Regions from separate parts of the Homo sapiens genome. Here region 2 is linked to region 1. The links are chromatin loops, found by intact Hi-C in ENCODE. Cell type or tissue: PC-3. All regions are shown on one strand.

Region 1 (8,000 bases):
CGATTTTCTGGGGTGGGAGATGAGAAATTAAGAAAGCAAAATGGAATGGTTTTAAAATAAATACGTCCTAGATTATTGTGTTGAGATAGGGCTGTATTTTTTTTTCTTTTGGCAGAGAAATGAGTTGACTATAACGTCTTTCAAGAGAAATGTCTCAGATTTATTTCAATGACCTTATAGTCTGGGTATGATGGCACCAAAAACGCACTGAGTTTATTAGTTAGTATCTAATGAATCACATTTTATTTGTGTGTTTCAGGTCAATTCACAAGCTCTTGTGCTTCATTTGAGCCAGAAGACACCACTGAACAGATCATGGTTTCAGTACCTACACTGGCTGTTTTTCATTCAAGGTGCAAGAGTGGTTCCAAAAGCTATGCAAGGGATTACTTTTTGCCAAACTAATTATCACAATTATTGAGAAATATGACAAAGACCTAAAAGTATCAAACATTGCCTACATTTGATAGGCTTTGAATAAAAGATAAGTTAATTTCAACAGGCTGTGATTAAAACTGTCCATAATAATAATAATGATAAAACAATTGTCATATGTTGAGATTAATAAATGTTACACAAAATGTTTCAAATGTATTTTATCTTCTACAGTCTATAAGATGGACACTATAATTTTCCCCATTTTATATTTGAGGTTTAGGCCATTGTTAAAGCTTTCCCAGAGTTATATATCTGATATGGCAGAGCCAGGGCCTTCAGGAGAGACGCTGGAATACCTTTGTTGAAAATTAAGCTAGACTCTAGTAGTTCTCAGTTGAATTAATTGGGAACAATTTACCAAGTAATGAATAATTGGTACAAAACTGTAAGTAATAAAATGCTGAATAGTGAAAAAGAGATTCTGAAGTCCTAGAGAGATCAGCAAAAAAGCAAATCCAAAGCAGAAGGCTCGCAGTAGAAGGTGCAATGTGAGCTGTGCTTTGAAACGGCTCTGATGGTACAAAAAGAGGAACAAAGACAGAGACAGCAGGATGGAAGGGATTGGAAGGTTAAGGGGTCACAGAAGAGGCCAGCAGGAGAAGACAATACAGGAGGGAAATAGTTGTCTACTTTCTGGGTTATTCCTCCAATTTTTTTTTTTTTTTTTTTTTTTGAGTCTCACTCTGTCGCCCAGGCTGGAGTGCAGTGGCACAATCTCAGCTCACTGCAACCTCCGCCTCCCGGGTTCAAAAGAGTCCCCTGCCTCAGTCTCCCGAGTAGCTGGGACTACAGGCACGCACCACCACGCCTGGCTAATTTTTTCTATTTTTAGTAGAGATGGGATTTCACCATGTTGGCCAGGATGGTCTTGATCCCCTGACCTCGTGATCTGCCCACCTTGGCCTCCCAAAGTGCTGGGATTACATATTCCTCCAATTTTTAAGCTCACAAGGAACTCAAGGGGCATTCAGATCAACTCATATATCACGCAATGGCACACCTGATAGGCACTGAGCAGGAAGCTTCCCATGAACTACCACACAGAAAGCCAGTGCTCTGTAATCCTAATTCAATATAACACTGACTGAGCACCTACAATGTACAGATAGAGGGCCAAATATTGAGCACAGAAGGATGAAGAAGATGCAATTCTGGTCTGTAGGAAGCTCATATAAAAGTATGTAAGTCCACACTATTTTATTGATTTTAGTAGAAACGGGTTTTCACCATGTTGGCCAGGATGGTCTCGATCTTTTGCCCTCGTGATCTGCCCGCCTCAGCCTCCCAAAGTGCTGGAATTACAGGAGTGAGCCACTGCACCCGGCCGAAGTATTCCATTTCTTGAGGCAGAAAAGACTTCTCTGTGGTGACATTAGATATGAGCCTTCTAAGAGGTGTGTATTATGATGGCAGGAGAAAGAGGAGAATGGAGTCCTAAGCGGGAGCAACTGTGTATTAACACAAACATGGAAGGATTCTACATACGCTGTTAGTAAGGAAAAATCACCAGGCAGAGCTGGAGCTGAGATTATAATCAAGGGTCTTCAGTGGAGCAGCAGAGCCAGGTGGAGTAGTGTTAGAAGACTACTACTAACATGAGTAGTGTTAGTACTACTAACATGAGTAGTGAGGAATAACATGATAAGGAATTTGAAGACAAGTGGGGAACCATGGAAAAACTTGAACATAGCAATGAGATTATTTGATCTCTGATTTAAGATGAAAATCTGGCAGTAAAGGGAAGAATGGGTGGCGAGTTAAAGGAGCCAAAATGCCCCTTAGCTATTCAAAGAGGATGATAATGTAATAATGCCAGCCTGAATTCAGGTAATGGTAACGCACAAGAAGAAAAGAAGAATTCACCAGCCACAATGGCCAAAGATCAGCCAGGGTTAGTAAATTAAAGATAATTACAATTTCTGACTTTAGTGGCTGGCAGATAGTAGTATCACAAAATAGGACAGGGACAAGACCAAAAGCAATCAGGAATAAGTGCTACTTAAATCAGAAAAATACTCAAAATGCTGAACACATGCTGGTGTAGTCTCAAACAAAACTGGGTGATGGCATTTTCTATAATGACTGTGTAGTCTGCCATGGCGGGTGGCCCAAGGAAGTGATAACAGGGGCAGAGGATCTCTAGGTCACGTGTTCAAAGTCATAATTCTCAGGTGTCTAAAACTTGTTCATATATCTGACAGCTGTTCAATGACTGATGTGAAAAGAATCAGAGGTTTTAGTTTAGGGTCTAGCAAAACAGATGTTCCCCTTTATAACTGACACCTTTGTTATGATAGAGGAGAGTTTTTTGAAAGAAATTAAATCAGTTCTAGTCCTTAGATTGCCTGCTGAGATGTTTTTGGACTAGTCAGAGTCTGTTTTTTCTTTTTGTTGTTGTCGTTGTTGTTGTTGTTTTTGTGTTTCCCAAGAGCATCCCACTATGGCATAACGATTTGTTTGAAATGTTTAAATTTTTTAAAAATCAAAGGTAGGAGTTGTCTAAGAGTGATAAGGCAGTCATTTAATATAGCTCTTTCCGCTGCTTCTATCTTTCTTTATTCTTTTGCAGTCGCTTGCAAAAGGTTATCTGCCACATTACAGGTCTGTGTTCATTTCTTTATCAGCATATGATCTATAAGAAAACATTCAGCCTGGAGCGGTGGCTCTTTTTCCCTTTGAAAATAGTGCAGTGGCACCACGGGGTTGTTTTTTGTTTTTTGTTTTTTCGTTTGTCTTGTTTTGTTTTGTTTTGAGATGGAGTCTCTGTCACCCATGCTGGAGTGCAGTGGTGCCATCTCGGCTCACTGCAACCAACCTCCATCTCCTGGGCTCAACCAATTCTCCTGTCTCAGCCTCCCAGCACCTGCCACCAGGCCCAGCTAATTTTTGTGTTTTTAGTAGAGTCAGGGCTTCACCATGTTGGCCAAGCTGGTATCGAACTCCTGACCTCAGGTGATCCACCCACCTCGGCCTCCCAAAGTGCTGGGATTACAGGCGTGAGTCACTGTGCCTGGCCGGTTTTTGAATTATCTAATACTTTAAAATATGTTTCCTCCCTTTTAAACCCAAAGTTCTAAGTGGGAGGATATGTGTCCTGGGCATTAAGTGGGAGATGCAGATAGTTCCTGAAGACCTCCACAGCAGTAGACTTCTTGGGCTACAGGGGAGCCCACTTTCTCCAGGGACCATATTTGTTTAACTTGTCCCTGCATGTGGACTGCCCTGTGGCAAACCACTGTAAAAGAATGAAGTCTCCTAAGAATTGTGCTTGAGTTTGTACATTCCTTGGTGTCGGCTAAAGCCACAGGAACTTTGGCAGTATTTTGAAGTTACACCCGTTCCCTATTGCAATGCAGGTCTGTGAAATAATGCCTTAGCTCTGCCAAAAACCACAGTGATTATCAACAGTGTAAATAATCAAGTAAAAGCACTTTTCCACAGCCCAGTGACTAGATTGTCAAGAATGCAAAAAGTAGTAGCAAAAATTGATTGCCATTTGCAAAGATAATTTCTATCTGAATTATATTACTGTATTGCAACAGCGATGCATAATGTGTGTCCAGCATCTTTGTAATAAACATTTTAGGTTTAATTTAGAAATCTCTGAGTCATTAGAAAAGTTCTTTCTCATTATGATGAAGGGGCCATGGTGAACTCAGCACTATTACAGTCTAAAGAGGGAAAAGAAACAGACAAGCAAGCTACACGTGTGAGAAGCAGAATTGCTCCTAGCTGAAACAATAGGAAAAAGTTCAAAATATAGATAGCTGCCTATTATTGAATAATTAATATAAGTATGGCTGTTTTACATTATCAAGCAGCCTGAGTATTTTCAATATTCCAATACAATGTGATATGGTCATTGATTTGTTGTTGTTTTAAACTCTTCATTTCTGCGAGGAAAAGAAGACTTCACATCTAGCAAACAAGGTCAAATAGATCAACTAAACTAGACCTTTCCGCCCCTCACAGATACCCCTTGTGCTGCTGCTTCAATTATTCCTGACATTGGTATTCAATAACTCAGGCTGGCAAGATGGTTTTAGAGCTCCACCCCAACCCTACACTGCTGGAAAATCTTATTTAAATTGAATTTTTCACTCTTCATCTCTTCGTTTCAGAACCAGGAAGATGTCTGCTGAAAAGCATCAGGCTGGCTGGCATGGTGGCTCAAGCTTGTAATCTCAGCACTTTAGGAGGCCGAGGTGGGCAGATCGCTGGAGGTCAGGAGTTCGAGACCAGCCTGGCCAACATAATGAAACCCCATCTCTACTAAAAATACATAAATTAGCCAGGCATGGTGGCCCATGCCTGTAATCCCAGCTACTCAGGAGGCTGAGGCAGGAGAATCGCTTGAACCCGGGAGGTGGAGGTTGCAGTGAGCCAAAATTGCGCCACTGCACTCCAGCCTGGGTGGCAGAGCGAGACTCTGTCACAAAAACAAAAACAAAAACAAACAAAAAAAAAGAAAAGCATCAGGCCTTACTGGAAATTAATGCAACGGAAACATAATTCTCTTGAGCCTTGGGCCTTCTCTCGAGATTAGTAGGTGTGACTCAGTGGTTCAAAACCAGGCTGTTTATATGAGTGGCCTAAGGGGCTTTTTAAAAATACTGATCGCTAAGCACAGCCTTCTCCAGGGACCATTTAATTAAAAATCTGACGAGGGTGGGGGCCAGGCATCAGTCTGTCTATAAGCCCACCTCCCCGCCCCACTACCCAGTGAGTCTAATGTCCAACCCAATCAGTTTCATGTTCTAGCATGCCTGTGAGGAGAGAGAATTTTGTGAATGTTTGCTTAGGAATGTTTGCACCTGTTTACCCTAAGAGCCAGTGTGCTCAAACTTAGATGTCCATTGGAGACACCTGGAAGATTTTAAGATCAATGATATTTGGGTCTTACCCTGGAGAGATTCTGAATTTCTGTGAGTGGACAATCACCCCCAGGTGATTCCAATGTGTAGCCAAGTTTAAGAAACACTGTTCTCGAGCTATGAAATCCATGAGGGCTGCGCTTATTCACTTACTTCAAAGCCTGAGGAAGTGCATTACGAGTATTTACAAGATAGGACTCAGTGTAGCCAGTAAACGGCCCACTAAAAAAAAAAACAAAAAACAAAAAAAAAAAAAACAGGATTCCCTCCTGTGTCAGAACTATCAGATGCTGATGACTAGACTGTGCAGAAATAAGCACATAAATGAGTGTCTATTTTGAGTAATAAGATGAGTAGTATCCATAGAAACAACTGACGAATAATCATCGTAGCTAATTAGATAAGTGATTTCCAAAACCTATTTGAATGATAACTAACGTAATAAACTTCAAACTTCATATTCAGCGACATATTTTTCCCTGCTCCTCTTAATGGTCTGTCAAGAGTTGGCAATCGCGTCAATAGAAGTCATGTTTTTAATCCTCAACGATGTTGATTTACCCTCTCAGAAAGAATTACTGAGTGAAGACTGAAGTAGCATTCAGCCATGAGCATAGGTTTTGGAGTCAAACAGAGCAGGATCTGAGCCCCTTGCTCTGCTGTTTGTTAAGCAGTCAGCCTCGGGAACATGGCTGAACCACCCTGCTCTGTGTTCTCCTCAGTACAAAGGAGGTGATACTATCTATTCCATGGCACTGCTATAAGGATTAAAGACAATTTCCCTCTTAAAATGCTTTGCACAGAGCTATTACTAGAAAAATCACAGTATTGTTAAAATCATTTCCTAAATTTGGGGGCTGTTGGGAGTTAACATGATAACAGAACTAAATTACTCTGGGCCAGGCACGGTGGCTCACGCCTGTAATCCCAGCACTTTGGGAGGCCGAGGCAGGTGGATTACCTGAGGTCAGGAGTTCGAGACCAGCCTGGTCAACATGGAGAAACCCCATCTCTACTAAAAATACAAAATTAGCCTGGTGTGGTGGCGCATGCCTGTAATCCCAGCTACTCGGGAGGCTGAGACAGGAGAATCACTTGAACTTGGGAGGCAGAGGCTACAGTAAGCTGAGATTGCACCACTGCACTCCAGCCTGGGTAATGGAGCAAGACTCCATCTCAAAAAAAAAAAAAAAAAACAACTAAATCACTCTGTAAAAGATGACCATGTATAGAGGTCACACAACTCTTTATTGCCATCTCGCCAGAAAACACAGTAATGCAATAATTGGGTTTAGCCACTCTATTTTTCAACACATCTTGGGTTGTGTTTTGTTGTCATTGTTGTTGTCGTCGTCGTCGTTTTTTTGGCCAATGAACAAGATATTTGGTGGTTATCCCTGGTGCTATTACCCTTCCTGGGCCACACTGATTCCCTTCAACTATGCCTCAGAGTAAGGATGTCTGGATTATTGTTAATATTTCTTCATTTCTCTCTCTTCTGTTTCTGCCTCAGTGCAGCTCCCAAATCCATATCTCCCAAATAAGTTTTGAAGCTTAATAGAAACAGAGGACACTGTCATCCATCTTGTTTGCACAGCTAACCAAATATGCCTGTGTGATGTGCTCAGACCCCTCTGTTCCTCTGCCTGCTCCCCGGAGTCAGCGTTCTAGAGCTTGGAAAAGTCCAAAGTTCACTGCTGTGGCTCCCTCGTTTTATATGAGGATGCATCATAGCAACGACCTCAGCAGAAATGTTCTAATTGACAACGTGCTGTTGCACGCTCGAGGTACCTCTCGGGAGTTCTGTGAGGCAGATATCATTATAGATGAGGAAACAGAAGCCCAGAAAACATGGGACCTTCCTGCAGTCACACAGCTGGCAGAGCTGGGATGAGAACCAAGGCCTGCTAATCCCTAGCTGAGTGTTCTGTTCATGAGGCAAGCTTGCTGCTTTCCAGTTTTTCTCAGACTCTCTGTCTTTAGCGCCACAATCCTGAAAGTGTCATCCATTTATGGCACGGGGTGAAGCAATGTTAACTTTTCCCTGTGACACTTTATATCGGATAAATGTTTTACGGCCAAATGCACGACTGACAGCATTCAGCCATCCAGCTAGGTCTCACACTGCTAAGCAAAATAAAGTGGTCCTAGGAGGTCCCCAAAGCTGCTCCACAACACTGACGCTGCAAATTATATTACACAGGCATTCTGTGAGATGCCCATGGAAGAGCCAGCCCCATTGCTCTGATCTCTCAAAGCCTGATGTGCTTGACCTTTGAGCTGGGGAGCCCCGTGCAGCAGTGCCTGTGCCTGGGAGCAGCACATGTGGGACACTGGGCTTAGAATGGAAAACAGGAGGAAAAGATGACGCTCTTAGGAGCAACCATTTGCCTTGGGATAGATACATCAAAAAGAAGCAATTACAGCCAGTTAGAGTCTACCAAGGGCAGAAAGATATGACCATTAGTGAAGAGAAACTGTTTAATTTCCTGTTACCTCTACCACCATAAGAGGGATGCTACAGAAAAATAGAAACATATGAACTCTCTACAGATATCATTGGCATACTAGTAAGAGCATCCAGCAATAATAAGCCCCCAAAATATCAGTTGTTCATGGAAACTATAAAATCATGAGAGAATCTCTGGATTGGCAAGAGTAGAGTATCATTAGATTATTGATGTTATT
Region 2 (8,000 bases), 140 kb before region 1:
ACCTACACTAAAAATGACCCTAAAGTAAATTGGTTGAAGAAATTAGATCTTAAAGATTCTTGATTTTTCCAAAGGTAAATTTTGAAATCTTCATCAGTATAGCCATATTAAAAGGAGATGACGACAGATGCCAAAAATCAAAGAATTATGGCCTGACAGGACAACTGCATTAAAATAAGCATCAGTTTCATTAAAAAGGGCTAACTTGAAGATAAATCTTTTGAAGATAAATTTTGACTCCAGCTCTTTAGAGGATCTAAAGTGACCTCGATGGACAGTGGAAGAACTTACAACATGGAATTCCTTGAATAAAAATCTATTGACTTTAAATAATTTTGCCTAATGTTACACACACACAGTTAAAACGAAAACACCTCTTTACACTGTCAAAAAAAGAAGAAGAAAATGATAGATTTTCACATTGCCCCATTGATGCCATTAAAAATCTATATAATCACTAGAGTCAAGTATTAGAAATGCTATCTTCTGTGGCCGCGTTCTCTTTCAAGGCCTATTAGTCCCTAAATTATCTCCCTGGGCACATGGCAACACTACATGTTCCAGGTAAGGCTATGTGTTGAGAAACAGTAGTGCTGGCTAAAGCCTCACAGTGAAATTAACATCCAGTGAAATTAATCTATTTGCAGGCTGCAAATGCCTATAGCAGTTGATGACTGTGATGAAAAGTGCTTTCACTTTCATGGACTATTTCAAACTTCCAAGAGAAGTTAAGGTGGAAACAAACATGAGCCAGACTCCCTAGTTCCCCATCTCTTTTCCTTTCTTCTGGGTCTTATCCACATTCTGTACCCTGAAAAAGCCCAGATCTTCTCCTGTACCTGCCCTATGTGCTGTCTCCAACCATCCTTAAAGCAAGGCCTCTGCCAAACACACAGAGTGAGGAGCCACCTATATGGCATGATGTTTGTCTTGACATGAGTGGAGACCACAGAGGCTTCCCCACACTCCCTTTGCAGATCTATCAGCGTTCTCCTGTACAACTACAGTGCCAGGACACTCCAGTTTTAGCTGCGCGTTGGTGTAGGGCATTGAAGGCCTCATAAAAATTACAGCTATCTGACAGCACTGATAGTCAAAGCCACTATCTATTAAGTGGTTACTATATGCTAGTGACTTTATATATGCTAGGTTATTAATCCCACCACAACCCTAGCAGTATTATTACTTCCACTGAAAACTGAGTTTTAGTGAGGTTAAGCAAACAACCCAAGGCAGCATAGCTAATAAAAGACAGAGCCAGGATTTAAACCTAATTCCATCTGACTCCTCCTACATGAAACAATTATAGCAAACATTTGTTGAAAGCTTACTACATGCCAATCATTGTTCTGAGCTCCTTACTTGTGTTAACTCATTTTTTCCCACAACAATTCTAGGAAGCAAACACTGCTATTGCCACCTTTTTGCAGAGGAAGGTACTGAGGTGAAGCGACTTGCCCAAACCCTACAAAAAGTAAGTGGTTAGAGCTGGGACTGCAATCCAGAGCTCTCTGTATTGAGACCAATCCACTCTTTTTTTTTTTTTTTTCATTCTTATATGTTTTAATTGTAAAATTTTCAAAAATTCCTACTTCCATGTCATCACCTAGATTTAACGACTATTGACATTTTGCTATATTTGCTTCAGTTTTTGTTGAAATACTTTAAAATAAGTTAACATGTCATAGTATTTTACTCCTTAATACTTCAGCGTGCATCTCTAAAGATGGATTTTTTTTACATAATCACAATAGCATTATCACACCTGATAAAATATATTACCAATTCCCTAATACCATATTCAAAATTCTGTAATTGTTCCAAAAGTATCTTTTCTACAGTTGGTTTGTTCAAACTAGTATCCTGCGAAAAATCATGAATAACATTTGCTAATTATATAATTCTAAAACACCTCCTTCCTACTCCCTTTTTGTACCATGACATTAATTGCTAAGGAATCAAGATCAGTCTATAGAATGATCTGCCTTCTGGATTTGTTTATTTCCTTGTGGTGCTGATTAAGTTTTTCCTCTAGTTTCTGTGTTTCTTATGAAGTGGAAACTTTAACTAAAGGCTTGAGTAGATTCACTTTCAGCAAGAATGCTTCATAGATGATATTGCAACTTCATATTGTACCACATTTGGATCTTCACAGTAACTGGCCATTGCATCAACAGCAGTGTCAAGAGCATCATAGCATCGGATGATGATGGACAGATGCCTCTGCTGCAGAGTTATGCCCCCGCCCCAACACTCAATTGGCAATCATCTGGGGAAGTCTGTCACAATGGTCCCTGTCCACCTTTCTTTTAGTGGTTTCAGCATCTGTCAAAGGTTCTTATTTGAATTTCCATCCTATCAAGGGCTGCAAAATGGTGACTTTCTGACCGTATTATTGCATCTACATTCACAGCTGACATTCTTCAATAAAGAAAAGTTTTCCTTCATCAAGTAGAACTATTTAGTTATGCTGAAATTCAGTATCTTCTAGAAAGACATTAAATCTTTAATTATTTTTAATTCTCAATTCTCAGAATAACCAATTCATGTAATAATCACCTCCAGTGATGGCAAATGAGTTTTGTTTTGGAAGACATTCTCTTTTCTAGTTATGTACTTGCGGAGTTTTATATATTCATAGTCATTTTTAAATGCTCAGGTTGTCTCACACTTGCCACTGTATACTCTTCAACTAGAATGCTACTTAACCCAGATTAAAATCCACGTTTCCCGTGTAGTAACTGAGTGACTCTTGCTTCTGTGCCTCTGTCTCTCAGAAATAAAACTGGAATTCAAAATTCTATAGAGCTTATAAGATGGTTGTAGTAATTAAATGAGACAGGTCAGCTACCAGGCTTAGCGAAGGCCATAAACAAAGAAAGAATGTGACAAATGTTAGTTGCTCCTATTTTCATATCATCACCATCTAATGCTAAGTCTTCACTAGGGAAGGAATTAGGGTCTGGAGATGCGGTGGTAAAGGGAAGAGCAAGGGTCTCAAATGCTTTAGAGAGAAGATTCTCACCCAGAACAGTGACACATGAGGGCTTTGCAGGGCCAGGAACAGGTAAAGAAACTAGGAACCTGGTGAAGGGAAGAAGGCAGGAGGCAGAATAAAATATTCCTGGAAAAAAATTATTTTTGTTTGTTTCACAGTTTTCTCAGGGCCTATTCTATTCCAAGATATCGAAAAGAATGCTGGTGAAACTAGAGCTAAGTGGCTGTCTCAGAACCTACCAGAGTAGAGAGGTCAGGTCATTTCTAGGCTTCAGGTGGCTTGTCCACCTGTCCTGCCAGCCCAGTCTCAGTTTGGGCATTAGCTGATGGGCTAAGCTGCTTGTTTCATGCTGGTCTGTAAGAAGAGCTTACAAGTGGGAAGACAAGTTCAGCATCATCTTCAAATGACAATGGTCATATGAAATACTAAAGATAGTTTCCTGTAAAAACCTCCCACAGAAACGAAAAGTTTTTAAATAAAACATGTCATCCAAAATTGTAAAGTGAGAAAGATTGTTTTCATCTCATGTCTTTGAATTGTATTGTGAGAGGTATTGGTCTTCTTCCACCAATCCAAAGTTAAGGACAAATAAATTTCATTGTATCGGAAACTTTGGAGGAAAAATTTGATGCTATTATTTTCCTTCCATGGAAATTTTATTCTGGGGATATATTTCCGTAGCAAATGCATAGTAGTTGCCAAAGAAACAAGTTAATAGTAGGCTTGATAAGAGGGATTTCTTAAAATGAAGAGCCGTTTTATCCTCCCCACCATGTCTTTCCCTTTCAGAATACTTGCTGACTCACCCCAGCCTCCCAGAACATAAACGACGGTGTTATAGCCACGAAATCCTACAAAAACCACTTCACTTCCGAGCATGTACACACATATATGTGTGCGTGGAATGTGCGCATGTGTGTTTAGGGGGTGGAAGTAAGGGCTTTCCTTCTTTCTCTTTTTATTCTCTTTTTTTTTTTTCAGACAGAGTCTTACTCTATTGCCCATGCTGGAGTGCAATGGCGCTATCTCCGCTCACTGCAACCTCCGCCTCCCGGGTTCAAGCGATTCTCCTGCCTCAGCCTCCCAAGTAGCTGGGATTACAGGCACCCACCACCATGCCCGGCTAATTTTTGTATTTTTAGTAGAGACGGGGTTTCACCATGTTAGCCAGGCTGGTCTCAAACTCCTGACCTCGCTATCTGCCCGCCTCAGCCTCTCAAAGTGCTGGGATTACAGGTGTGAGCCACTGGGCCTGGCCTATCTTTTTATTCCTTAATAAAAAATGTTTGTTTCCTCACAACTTGACAGGAACTGGCTCTGAGATTTACAGAAATAACTGAAGGGATATCGCTCATGCAAATTATCCTGCTTCTTCATTAGCTGTGGTGCTCACAACAGCCAAAGCTCTCCGTCCTCCCTCTTTTTAGGTCATGTTAGGCTTTCCTTTATAATCATATTCAGTGGACTAGCATGCCTCAGTAGAATGTTGAGTGACTTGAAAAATACTTGGCTACCAGACAAGAAAGTAAAACAAAAGCTACGTGTGTAACGTTTAACAAAGGAACATTCAGAATCTTCCCTCTGGGAGAAACAAAGCAGCAAAGAACACCCTCGTCCTCCTCTCCCAAATAAAAACTGGGAGAAAACATCCTGGAAAATAAATGCCAACACCAGAAGCCAGTTACTAGGAAGAAACATGATGAAGTTTTAAACCATTTACTCTCATTTTGTTCTTTTAAACCAAGGCCACTAATAACCTCAGAAATGTCGACTGATTATCTTCTTTCTGCTTGGTTGGTATATCTGTACCAAAATGTTCAGATGGAAGGTAAACAAAGGCCTAGCAGCTCAGATTTTTTAAAATTTGAACTGGAACTCATTTATTTGTATTTCAAAATTCCGAGGCAGATTACCTGGAAGACATCCAAAACCTCAGAAGCCAAAAGTTCTGCCAAGCATTTTTCAGCTTGGTAATCGGTAATATAATACAGCCAGATCATTAAAGAAATCCTGTTCTGAATTCCCTTGAAGTTTCTAAGGCAAAGTTTAAACAAAAATTATTTCCTTCAGAGTCTCCTATGCATGATAAGTTTCCATCTGTGCATAAGGAAACAGCATAGTAGATTAGACACCTTGACTAAGAACAAATAAACACAACAAAAATAAACGTACATTGCATTTCTCTCTAGACCTGCATGGCTGTGTATTCACAAAGCAAAACATTGTATATCTTTCGTCTCTTAGGAAGAAGTTGTTTATTACTCCTTTGCTTTGTCATGGCCATCTTGCTCATTTACTTTTCAATAATCACATATTGAAAACCCACTCTGAAGAAGGTGCTGTGCCAGACACCATGTAAAGAGACAAAGATGTAGATACACAGACTCTGCGCATGTGGGGCATAATATATAGTGGTGGGGAGGAGGAGAAGATATATACAGATAGGTATTAAACCAGGTGGAAGGTGTTGGGAAAAAGTACCTTAGGAAAGGCAAGATGAGATGCTCTGGATGTCCGGAGAAAGGTATGTTAATTAGAATGAAGAGGTCAGGAGAGATTTCAGGAAGGAGGTGGAATGAGAGCTGCATCATGAAAGGAAGGTGGGATGTGGACAAAGTGGAGAAGGTCTTAGAGTACCATGGTGCTTCATCAAGTGCCTTGTTGCCTAAAGTGTTCTGCTTCTTTCCAACCTGTGTCACGTGTAAGTCCATTTATACACTTAAACCAAAACTGAGTACATGAGAACATATATTTCTCACCCACACATTAAAATCAAGTTGAGGCCGGGTGCAGTGGCTCATACCTGTAATCCCAGCACTTTGGGAGGACAAGGTGGGCAGATCACTTGAGGTCAGGAGTTCAAGAGCAGCCTGGCCAACATGGTGAAACCCCATCTCTATTAAAAATACAAAAATTAGCAGGGAGTGGTGGCAGGTGCCTGTAATCCCAACTACTCAGGAGGATGAGGCAGGAGGATCACTTGAACCTAGGAGGCGGAGGTTGCAGTGAGATCGTGCCACTGCACTCCAGCCTGGGCAATAGAGCGACGCTCTGTCACTAAATAAATAAATAAATAAATGAAACGAAGTTGAATATTATCTCACAGTTCTATACAATCACAGTTTGCTTTTTATGCTGCTATTTATTTTTTCCATCTAAGTTGTCTTAGTGCACCATCTCCTTAAATTAACTACCAGAAAACAGGTGAAACCCATGAAACCTAGTGTTTTAGTGGAGCCATCCACTACTCAAGACCAATGTGGGAACCGCAGTCTGAATTATTTGACCTCATCAATAAGCACATTCCCACTTTGCCTATGAAGGGTGCTTATAGTAAAGAATCATCTCTTAGCCACTGTTCCACTGTGTCAATCTATGGAAAAATCAAAACGCACTTACTGAATTCATTTAAGTAAGCATTCACTGGGAAATTCCTACCCCAAAGACACTGTGTCAATTCGGAGGACTCAGGATGGCTCCCTGCAGGCATCTCACAGGCTGGAGGTGGAACTCACACCCACCTGTAATGCAGTGTATGATAATAGAGCTGTACACACAGATCCTTGGAAGCACAATACACAAGTACATCTAATGCCCACATTAAACTTTTAAAATGAAGCTGGTTTTCATTTGCATATGTAAATTCATATTCCTATTATTTGGGCTTCTAGTTGTAAGATAAGCTGAAAATGTTCTTCAGACTTTTTTGGTATTAGCTTTAGAACCTATTTATATATGAAGCACATGCAAAATATTAGTATTATTTTTTAAGCCATTTGCCAATATTGAAAAAATAACTGGTTTCATTTACTAAACTTGAATGTGAATGATATTTCACTTTGTCCAACATTCAAATATACTTTCACATCCAAAGATTTGCCACAATTGAGAATACTGAAAAATGTGCCACATATTTTGAAAGTAATTTTAAAACATATACATTGGAAAAGCATTTAGAAATGTTTGTGACAGTGGAATCATTTCAATGTACTTTCCTACCTCCTTTGTTATCTTTGTCCATTTTGTGTTGGTATAACAGAATACCACAGACTGGGTAATTTATAAAGAAAAGAAATTAGGCCCGGCGCGGAGCCTCACTCCTGTAATCCCAGCACTTTGGAAGGCCAAGGCGGGTGGATCGCCTGAGGTCAGGGGTTTGAGATCAGCCTGGCGAACATGGTGAAACCCTGTCTTTACTAAAAATACAAAAATTAGCTGGGCATGGTTGCGGGCGCCTGTAATCCCAGCTATTTGGGAGGCTGAGGCAGGAGAATTGTTTGAACCCAGGAGGTGGAGGTTGCAGTGAGCTGAGATCGGGCCACTGCACTCCAGCTTGGGCGACAGAGGAAGGATCCATCTCAAAAAAAAAAAGAAAAGAAAAGAAAAGAAATGTATTTCTCATAGAGTGCATGTGACAGAGAGGGAGAAAGAGCAAGACAGTGATGCAGCAGAACTTGCTTTTACGACAAACCCACTCTCGCAATAACTAATCCACTCCTGCAATAACAATATTAAGCCATTCATGAGGATAGAGCCCTCCTGACCTAATTACCTCCTGTGAGGCCCCACCTTCCAAGACTGTTGCATTGAGATTACATTTCCAACACATGAACTTTTGGGGGACACGTTCAAACCGTAGCATTTGTCTAGCAACTTCCTAATGTTCACAACTCAGATCCTGCCTCCTAGATTTCCCTCTGCACTCCCATGCTATTTTTTGAAACCTATAATTCCATCGCTAAAACCAAGTCAAAGACAACCATACCTTTGTTTCCTCATCTGCAGGAGGTGATAACCGATAGTATTCATAGAGGCAAAATAAATTAATGCCATGTAAGAACAGCATGTAAACCATAGTATCATAAAAGTATTCACTATCATTATTCAAGTAATTTTCACATAGTAGGTCACCAATATCGGATCATTGAATAAAACATATACCTTGTTCAATAGATATATCAGAATTTATACATCCAAAGGTTTGTTAGCCTCTTTCATAAAA

Evidence for each region. Peaks named below come from ENCODE experiments on the same cell type or tissue, not always from the same donor. Only the 100,000 strongest peaks of a DNase experiment are listed, where the experiment ranks them.
Region 2: it touches region 1 in a loop (5-fold over the local background); 3 of 110 quality-filtered maps call a loop at or near these places.

Annotation. Positions count from the first base shown.
Region 1 is chr3:177,474,445-177,482,444 of GRCh38, reverse strand. The region is part of intron 1 of LINC00578 (long intergenic non-protein coding RNA 578); the gene reads right to left. Among named protein-coding and RNA genes, the nearest start is that of LINC00578, 37 kb to the right of the region's middle. In PC-3, no CTCF peak of the experiment used is centred here; a DNase peak (open chromatin) is centred at 3,774; H3K4me3 peaks cover 508 bases; H3K27ac peaks cover 1,665 bases.
Region 2 is chr3:177,616,101-177,624,100 of GRCh38, reverse strand. The region is part of intron 2 of LINC00578 (long intergenic non-protein coding RNA 578); the gene reads right to left. Among named protein-coding and RNA genes, the nearest start is that of LINC00578, 180 kb to the right of the region's middle. In PC-3, a CTCF peak has its summit at 1,384; a DNase peak (open chromatin) is centred at 4,920; H3K4me3 peaks cover 1,028 bases; H3K27ac peaks cover 2,265 bases.